Linked DNA regions of Homo sapiens: region 2 is linked to region 1. The links are chromatin loops, found by intact Hi-C in ENCODE. Cell type or tissue: mammary epithelial cell. All regions are shown on one strand. Region 1 overlaps MEI4 (meiotic double-stranded break formation protein 4). Region 2 overlaps LOC105377864.

The links. Peaks named below come from ENCODE experiments on the same cell type or tissue, not always from the same donor. Only the 100,000 strongest peaks of a DNase experiment are listed, where the experiment ranks them.
Region 2: a loop joins it to region 1, with 26 times the contacts of the local background. A loop is called at or near these places in 2 of 110 quality-filtered maps.

Annotation. Positions count from the first base shown.
Region 1 is chr6:77,738,537-77,743,536 of GRCh38, reverse strand. The region is part of intron 2 of MEI4 (meiotic double-stranded break formation protein 4); the gene reads right to left. Among named protein-coding and RNA genes, the nearest start is that of MEI4, 88 kb to the right of the region's middle. In mammary epithelial cell, a CTCF peak has its summit at 2,948 (motif pointing left); no DNase peak of the experiment used is centred here.
Region 2 is chr6:77,464,199-77,469,198 of GRCh38, reverse strand. All of the region lies in intron 5 of LOC105377864, which reads right to left. Among named protein-coding and RNA genes, the nearest start is that of HTR1B, 3.2 kb to the right of the region's middle. RefSeq lists enhancers at 2,659-2,718, 2,929-2,978. In mammary epithelial cell, a CTCF peak has its summit at 3,046; DNase peaks (open chromatin) are centred at 1,878 and 3,028; H3K4me3 peaks cover 1,585 bases; H3K27ac peaks cover 350 bases.

The DNA.
Region 1 (5,000 bases):
ACCCCGTCATCTCAGCCCAAAATCTCCTTAAGCTGATAAGCAACTTCAGCAAAGTCTCAGGATACAAAATCAATGTACAAAAATCACAAGCATTCTTATACACCAATAACAGACAAACAGAGAGCCAAATTATGAGTGAACTCCAATTCACAATTGCTTCAAAGAGAGTAAAATACCCAGGAATCCAACTTACAAGGGATGTGAAGGACCTCTTCAAGGAGAACTACAAACCACTGCTCAAGGAAATAAAAGAGGATACAAACAAATGGAAGAACATTCCATGCTCATGGGTAGGAAGAATCAATATCATGATAATGGCCATACTGCCCAAGGTAATTTATAGATTCAATGCTATCCCCATCAATCTACCAATGACTTTCTTCACAGAGTTGGAAAAAACTACTTTCAAGTTCATATGGAACCAAAAAAGAGCCCGCATCGCCAAGTCAATCCTAAGCCAAAAGAACAAAGCTGGAGGCATCACGCTACCTGACTTCAAACTATACTATAAGGCTACAGTAACCAAAACAGCATGGTACTGGTACCAAAACAGAGATATAGATCAATGGAACAGAACAGAGCCCTAAGAAATAACGCCGCATATCTACAACTATCTAATCTTTGACAAACCTGTGAAAAACAAGCAATGGGGAAAGGAGTCCCTATTTAATAAATGGTGCTGGGAAAACTGGCTAGCCATATGTAGAAAGCTGAAACTGGATCCCTTCCTTACACCTTATACAAAAATTAATTCAAGATGGTTTAAAGACTTACATGTTAGACCTAAAACCATAAAAACCCTAGAAGAAAACCTAGGCATTACCATTCAGGACACAGGCATGGGCAAGGACTTCAGGTCTAAAACACCAAAAGCAATGGCAACAAAAGCCAAAATTGACAAATGGGATCTAACTAAACTAGAGAGCGTCTGCACAGCAAAAGAAACTACGTCAGAGTGAATAGGCAACCTACAAAATGGGAGAAAATTTTCGCAAACTACTCATCTCACCAAGGGGCTAATATCCAGAATCTACAATGAACTCAAATAAATTTACAAGAAAAAACAAACAACCCCATCAAAAAGTGGGCAAAGGACATGAACAGACACTTCTCAAAAGAAGACATTTATGCAGCCAAAAAACACAGGAAAAAATGCTCACCATCACTGGCCATCAGAGAAATGCAAATCAAAACCACAATGAGATACCATCTCACACCAGTTAGAATGGCAATCATTAAAAAGTCAGGAAACAACAGGTGCTGGAGAGGATGTGGAGAAATAGGAACACTTTGACACTGTTGGTGGGACTGTAAACTAGTTCAACCCTTGTGGAAGTCAGTGTGGCGATTCCTCAGGGATCTAGAACTAGAAATACCATTTGACCCAGCCATCCCACTACTGGGTATATACCCCAAAGGACTATAAATCATGCTGCTATAAAGACACATGCACACGTATGTTTATTGTGGCACTATTCACAATAGCAAAGACTTGGAACCAAGCCAAATGTCCAACAATGATAGACTGGATCAAGAAAATGTGGCACATATACACCATGGAGTACTATGCAGCCATAAAAAATGATGAGTTCATGTCCTTTGTAGGGACATGGATGAAACTGGAGATCATCATTCTCAGTAAACTGTCACAAGGACAAAAAACCAAACACCGCATGTTCTCACTCATAGGTGGGAATTGAACAATGAGAACACATGGACACAGGAAGGGGAACATCACACTCTGGGGACTGTTGTGGGGTGGGGGGAGGGGGGAGGGATAGCATTAGGAGATATGCCTAATGCTAAATGACGAGTTAATGGGTGCAGCACACCAGCATGGCACATGTGTACATATGTAACTAACCTGCACATTGTGCACATGTACCCTAAAACTTAAATTAAAAATAAAAATTAAAATTAAAAAACACACAGAATGATGTTGGATCAAACATCTGGATACTTCATGACCCATCAAGTGGACATATAAAATTAACTGTCATAACATATGTATCTGAATCTGTCCTTCCCTAGTCCCTTCCACTACTTTAATCCACATCATTATGATCTCTTGAACTGATTACCACAATTATCTCACCTAGCTGATTACTGCCTTCTGGTTCTGTTCTCCTCTAGGCCACACTCTAGACCAATCAGAGAGTCACCCTTCTAAAATACTACTTTGATAACAGAAATTCTCTCCTTAAAATCTCCCACAGGCTACCCATACCTTACAGGACAGAGTTCTCCATGTTCCTCAGTTTTGCCCAGAAAGCCTTTCACTGTGTGGCCCCTTCGTCCTTCTCCAGCCTTCCCTCTACTCTTATCGTTATTTACATGCAAGCAACTTTAAATTCCTGACAGTTCACCAAAACATGCCATGCTAATTAACATAACTGCACAGGTTTTTTCCCATCTGGTGTGTTTCTTATACCATAATCCAGATGTGTACTGATTCTTCAAACCCTGCTTCAAATTTTCTGTGAAACCATCCCTGCTCTCTCCAGACAAAAAAAGTATCTCCCCTGTCTATGCTATCTTGTACCTTACATATAATTATATTACTGTACTCATTAACCTGTTTTAAGGGTTTTAGTGACTCCCTATTGTAAAGACGAGGTTCTTCAGGGTAGACACAGAGTTTATTTTGTGGGTATTTCTGTTGTTTGATGCCTGCTCTCCTACATAATTGGTGGTCTGAATTCATATTATATATATATTTTTTTCAAAATATATATGTTCAACATTATTTATAAATATATAAATATGTGTGTGTCTATACAGATAAAGGTTGAGATCAAATAAAATCTCTTCAAATGCACTTGAAATAACATCACAGGTATACACAATTTGTTAGTACCATCTATGATTTCCTAGCATTAATAATAATCACTCACATATACTGATGCCTTAAATTCGACTACTTAAAAGCAATGTTTATGCCACCTGGTGGTCAAACAGGAAATGCTATTTTAAAATATTTCATAATTCATATTGTGATATGAGTGTTTCAGTTTAAAGCAATTGACTTCTGCCTCTAGAAGGATATATTTTATCACATTGCAAAGCATTTTTGAGAAATGGTGACAAAGAAAAGGCTTCAATTGCAGTAATAGTGGGAGACTTCAGCACCCCACTGACAGTATTAGACAGATCATTAAAGCAAAAAATTAACAAAGATATTGAGGACCCAACTCATCACTGGATCAAATGGACCTGATAGACATCTACAGAACTCTCTACCTCAAAACAACAGAATGTACATTCTTCTCATCCTCATGTGCCACCACATGGCACATACTCTAAAATCGATCACATAATCAAACATAAAAAACTCCTCAGCAAATGCAGAAGAACTGAAATCATAACAGCCATTCTCTCAGACGACAGTGTAATTAAAATAGAATTCAAGAATAAGAAAATAACTCAAAACCATACAGTTACATAAAAAGTGAATAACCTGCTCCTGAATGACTTTGGGGTAAATAATGCAATTAAGGTAGAAATCAATAAATTGTTTGAAACTAATGAGAACAAAGATACAACATAACAGGATCTCTGGGACACAGCTAAGGCAGGGTTAGGAGGAAAAATTATAGCATTAAACATCCACATCAGAAAGTTAGAAAGATCTCAATTTAATAACCTAACATCAAAACTAACAGAATTAGAGAACCAAGAGCCAAGCAATCCCAAAGCTAGCAGAAGACAAGAAATAATCAAAATCAAAGCTGAACTAAAAGACATTGAGACACAAAAAAATTCAAAAGATCAACAAATCCAGGAGTTGGTTTTCCTATTTTTTTTTTTAATTCTAAGTTCTGGGATACATGTGCAGAACGTGCAGGTTTGTTACATAGGTATACACGTGCCATAGTGGTTTGCTGTACCTATCAACCCATCATCTAGGTTTCAAGCATGCATTAAGTATTTGTCCTAATGGTGTCCCTCCCCTTGCTCCCCACCCCCTGACAGGCCCAGTGTGTGATGTTCCCCTCCCTGTGTCCACAGGTTCTCATTGTTCAACTTCCACTTATGAGTGAGAACATGCAGTGCTTGGTTTTCTGTTCTGTATTAGTCTGGTGAGAATGACAGCTTCCAGGTTCATCCATGTCCCTGCAAAGGACATGAACTCATTCTATTCTATGGCTGCATAGTATTCCATGGTGTGTATGTGCCAACAAGCAATGGGGACAGGATTCCCTATTTAATAAATAGTGCTGGGAAAACTGATTAGCCATATGCAGAAAACTGAAACTGGACCTCTTCCTTAAACCTAACACAAAAAATTAACTCAAGATGGGTTAAAGACTTAAAGGTAAAACTCAAAACCAAAAAAAACCCTAGAAGAAAACTTAGGCAATACCATTCAGGATATAGGCATGGGCAAAGACTTCATGACCAAAACACCAAAAGCTATTGCAACAAAAGCCAAAATTGATGAATGGGATCTAATTAAACTAAAGAGCTGGACAGCAAAAGAAATTATCATCATAGTGAACAGGCAACTGACAGAATGGGAGAAAATTTTTGCAATCTACCCATCTGACAAAGATCTACTATCCAGAGTCTACAAGGAATTTAAATTTACAAGAAAAAAACAACCCCATCAAAAAGTGGGCAAAGGATATGAACAGACACTTTTCAAAAGAAGACATTTATGCGGCCAAGAAACATATGAGAAAAAGCTCATCAACACTGCTCATTAGAGAAATGCAAATCAAAACCACAATGAGCTACCATCTCACACCAGTTAGAATGGAGATGGTTAAAGTCAGGAAACAACAGATGCTGGAGAGGATGTGGAGAAATAGGAATGCTTTTACAGTGTTGGTGGAAGTGTAAATTAGTTGAACAATTGTAGAATACAGTGTGGCAATTCCTGAAGGATCTAGAACCAAAAATACCATTTGACCCAGAAATCCCATTACTGAATATACACCCAAATGATTATAAATCATTCTACTATAAAGACACATGCACATGTATGTTTATTGCAGCAC
Region 2 (5,000 bases), 270 kb after region 1:
AATTTGAAGGCGTCTAAACGAATATTACTATGGAGACTTAAATAGCTATGAGCAATGACGTCATCTCACAGGCAGAAGGAAACGAAGTCATGGTCAGGTGAGCAAAATGGGTGGCTACGCTGAGCTGCATGGCCGATCCAGTGTAGAATACTGGTCAATGGTTGTAACTTGAAATTAGAGACTTGAACTTGAAAATTGATTCTATCACTTACCAGCTGTCTGACATTGGCAAAATTACTTCAATTCTCTAAGCCTCAACTTCTTTATCCCGAAAATGAGAATGATAATGACAACTCTCAGTGTTATAAGAAATAAGTGTAAGAATGTATGTAGAATACATAGCATATGGCTTAGTATATTGTGTTCAATAAAGGATAATGATTCTTATTCATGAATGACAGGTAAAGAAGCAATAAAGCACCAGAGAGTGATGTCATTTTTCCTGTTTGAAATTAAGAATTTTGCTTTTCTTCGGCAAAATAAGTGTTTTGACTTTTCTTTATTTGTTTGAAAATAAAGACTTTGCATTTCTATTGCTTCGTCACTTAGGCTGAAAGATAACTTCACCATCAAATTGTTTGGTTTGGTTTTTCAAGAGAGACTTCATCTTGAACAGAGCTGCTTAATTACACTGCCAACTTAAAAAAGCAAGTTGTTTGTAAGTTTGGTGGATTTATTGGCATTGTTTTTTCATTCAGATATTTCTCATTGCCAAATCTCACTCTGTCCAAGAAAAAAAAAATTCAGCACACCATACTCTATGTAACCTTACTTACATTACTTAATAGTAGCTGTAAAATAGAATTTTTTTTTGAAGACCTACGTCTTCAGCCAGGAAATATGTGATTAGATCTTAATTGGGAGCTGGCTCTTCTAGTTGGATCTGGGCTATCTTTGAACCAGTAGTAAGTTACTTGTTGCAAGTATCTGTTCAAAGTAGCAAAGTGTTTATTCATATGGAGATAGGTATTAAAAATGTCTAAGTTATATATATTTGCTCTAAGTTTTGTTTGCATTCTTCCTTAAATAGAAATATGGCTTACATGATATTTGTATCCATATATAGACACATAGGAGAATTACCAATTTTTAGGGATTAAGTTACACCAAACTAACATTTAGGGAATAAAGCACCTGCCTTCATTATTTGGTAAGAAAGACCTCAAAATTTCTAATAAAACAGATGGAATGTAAATACCATGACACAAATATCAGGTCAAAGGCCTAATGTGAGGGCCAATGAATATGGAAAGGGATCTGGGCCTCATATGGTTTGGAAATCCTCAGAATTTGTCCGCAAAAATTACATGTATATCTATGTATGTATATGGTCATTTATCTGAACATTTTCATAGTTTTCATCAAGGAAGTCACAAAGGATGGTAAGAACCAAGTCACTGGGTGGACCTGATAGTTTCATTGCCATCAGTCAGTTCTTTAAGGAATAGTTACTGGAGGAAGTATAAGATAAACCTAGAAATGGGCTGCCAGCACACATTAGGATGGTGCACACATGAGCTGGTGGTCTCCTGCTGCCCGTTTCTGAAGTGAAAATATATATATATATGCTGGCCATAGATGGAGGAAGCAGAATTTGAAAGAAGCAGCAAGACAGGCCTCCACACCAGATTTCTCAAGCAGTGGGATGGTGAGTGCGGGGTTGTATTTTCCTGTATCAAAGGAGAAAAGTGACAGGCGCATGAGTGTTCTAACGTTTTTCTTTCAGCAAAGCAAAGATAAAATCAGGACTTTCTTTGCTCCTGGGCCTGGACCTCTTTCAATAGTTACTCTCTGGATGGAAGACTCTAGGGATGCTGAAAGCAAGACTCAGTCGCCGCAGGCAAGAGAGCTGGCTAGGGCTGACTAAGGTTAGCTGACTGCCAGCTTACATAGAGTTGAGTTGCAATAAATTCCGTGAGATATCTCTTGTGGTTGCTGTAGGCAGAGTATGCTTCCCTTGACAGTGTCCAGTCTGGTTAGCGCTGCGCTTTAAACTTCCCAGCCTGCGCCTCGAATTTGGTGCTGCAGCTGTAGAACTACATCTTCCTAGCATGGGAGAGGGTTCCTCGAGGATTCATTTTTCTTTGGTTCCTCCGCAGCCAGCTCACCGCTAGGATCTGGTTTTGTGTCGGTTCACTGACTTCATTTCAGTTCCAGAGTTATTCTCCACTTACTCAGCTTCTGCCAAACGTACACGTGCGTGGAATTGATAATAAGGGAACCACATTAATTCGCAGTTTTAGTGCCCGGTGTTCATACGGGAGCTTATTTCTACTCAACTAAGTTTTGCTGCGCTCAGGTAATCCATCTCCACCCTTTCCCTTCCGCTACTGATTCCCTCTCTGCTCCTCCCCTGTCAGGTGAATTTCCCCCAAAACTTGCCTGGAGGTTCCTTCTAGCGCCGCTGGGGACTGCAGAGCTGGCACTTGGACCTTACCCAGCGACCCCTACTCCGAAGGGGTGACCCAGGCACAGGCGACTTTACAGGGTCTCTTTCTCTCTTGGGTGTTTCACACACATGCGCCTCTGTGCAAACACCTATGTTTTATGTGTTTTAAAGTGAGAAAGGAATACTTGAAATGCGGAAGTCAGGTTAAGGAAATGGGGTTCTTCACTGAACTCTGCCAACATCCGGTCAATATGATGGCGGTGTGTGTTTAAGCAGCTCTTTACCAAAGAGGGTAAAATCAAACTGCCTACAAGGGGCGGATTCCTCTGGGAGTCTGGGACTCTGCGAAGCAGTGGAGGCATGGCTGGAGAAAGCCACAGGTCCCCAAACCGCTAAAGCCAAAAACCGTGTGGGGAACAAATTTTGCTTTGTTTTTTCTCCGTCCCATGCTCCCGAGCAGAAATTAAAAGAGGAAAGGTCGCATGGAGCTGGTTACATTCCTGTCGGCCTTCCCCCGCTTCCCATCCCTTTAACACTTGTCTCTAATCGTTTCCAGTTCTCCTAGGATAACGGGAAAATTGTTTCCTGGCACCCCGCACTCCCACAGGACACACCCGCAATCGCACACACTTTTGATCCGTCCTGGCCAATGCCCCCACCTAGCGGTTTAAACTCGCCGGCTTTGCTTCCCTCTTCTATGGTTTCTAAGTGAGCGCTGCAGTTGACAAAAATAATTGTTTATCTAGGTGGATGGGGTGGGAGAATGGGAAGGATCCCTTAAAATGTGGTGAAAATGAGGCTTAAGGTTGGTGGCAAAATGCTAGGTGCTAGGACTGGAGGAGAAAAAGAGAGAAGGCTGTGCTTTTATCCTCAGGGTGGCTGCTGCAGCCCAGACCGCATCTAGAGGACGTCCTTGAAGAGCTGCCACCTTAGTTAAAGGAGTACCCTCACTCTCAATGCATGCATGTGTGTATGTGTGTTTTTCTTCAAAACACTTAACACTACAGAAAAGTATAAGTATTAATTATTTACTTGTTCATGTAGTTATTGTCTGTCTCTTCTAGAATGTAAACTGCTGGAAAAGAGGGTCTGAGTCTACTCCCACTGGCCTCCATACCTCGGATGCCTAGAAAAATACTCAGCATAGAGTAGGCACTCTATTTTTTGCCTGCTTGCCTGGTTTAGAGAACCGGGAATTAAGGGAACTTGGGTTTGTGCTTTATTGCCTTGGGTAAAAAGCTCTTCTTTCAAAGGATCTCAATTACTCTTCCTCTAAAACTGGGTGGAGGGATCAGATCAGATAGCCTTAGGTTCTGACACAGAATGATTCTCTTTAAAATATATGTGCGCTTAAACAGATGAATTCATTTACAATGCAGTTTTTATTAGATACACTCTAGGTGCCAAACATGGATCTAGGCTCTAGGAATTCGTAGTGGGGATCATTTAATCCTTCGAGCTGAAAATACCTTGTCCTTTCCTGGAGCTTTTCTTCATACTTTCTGATTTGCATCTCTACCCTACATTTGTTTCTGTTGAGGTCAGAGGAGAAACTGAGGACAGGGGATCCGTCCCTGGTCATGAGACCTAGGTACTGGTATTGCATGCTGCAGCTTATGGCTGACATTCCCACATATTAGTTGAAGGCAAAGGAGACACACAAGATGGTGCTGATGATGGTTCCAGTCCTCCCCGCCCCACCATCCCCCTTTTTTCTTGAATTCTGATGACCTCCTTTCTAGGTAGGCTGTTGGAAGGAACACGCTTACTGGCAACTGTTTTCCAGAGGCACTGAAGCACTGAGCAGCTGGAAGAGGATGGTGGAGCAGAAGGTTTAATTTCACATACAGTTGGCTTCTGTTTGTGATAACTTTTACATTTTCGCAGATAGCTTGTCTTTTTCCCTGTTGACTCATAGTTGAGTGAAAAACACAAATTTCTAAAACTAGATGAAAAAATAGTTTTTATTGTATCAAGAGTTAAGGACGGCAAAGTACAAAATGCAAACATTGGGCCCTCTACAGCGATATTACTGGTGCCTCCTAACCTGGGTGTGGCCATCAGGGCTGGATATGATTTTAGAGCGGAGAGGTCAGAGACCAGGGCTTCCCCGCCTAACACTGGCCTCCTAGGGTGGGAGTGGTAGGCAGGAGCCTAGGGCCAGACTGCTGGACTAAACCTGTGACCATGGCTAAGGACATGGGTCTCACTGGAGGTCAGCGCAGCAAGCTCTGATGTCCGTAGAGGCGAGAACAGGACGCCTTCTTCCCCTGACCAGAAATGCAGCTCCAGGTTGTCAGGGCTGGGAGGATGGCCCAGGGTGGGAAGCGGGGAGATAGGGCGGTAGGACCCGGCGGGAGCTTCCTTGGCCAGGAAAGGAACAGGGCGGGGGGAAAAGAGGGAGGGAGAGAGAAAAAGGGAAGGTGATGGGGAGCGGGCGTCCGCACCCGCCGCGCCGCACGAGTTGCACTGCTCTGGCGGACCGGACCTGGACTCTATATAAAGAGCCCATCTGCTCCGTAGCTCGCACGCTTCTCCCGGGCTGGTGCACGCCGCGTCCCTCCAGCTCCCCCAGACACCTGCCCCTTCCCAGTGTGCCGCGCCAGGTCCT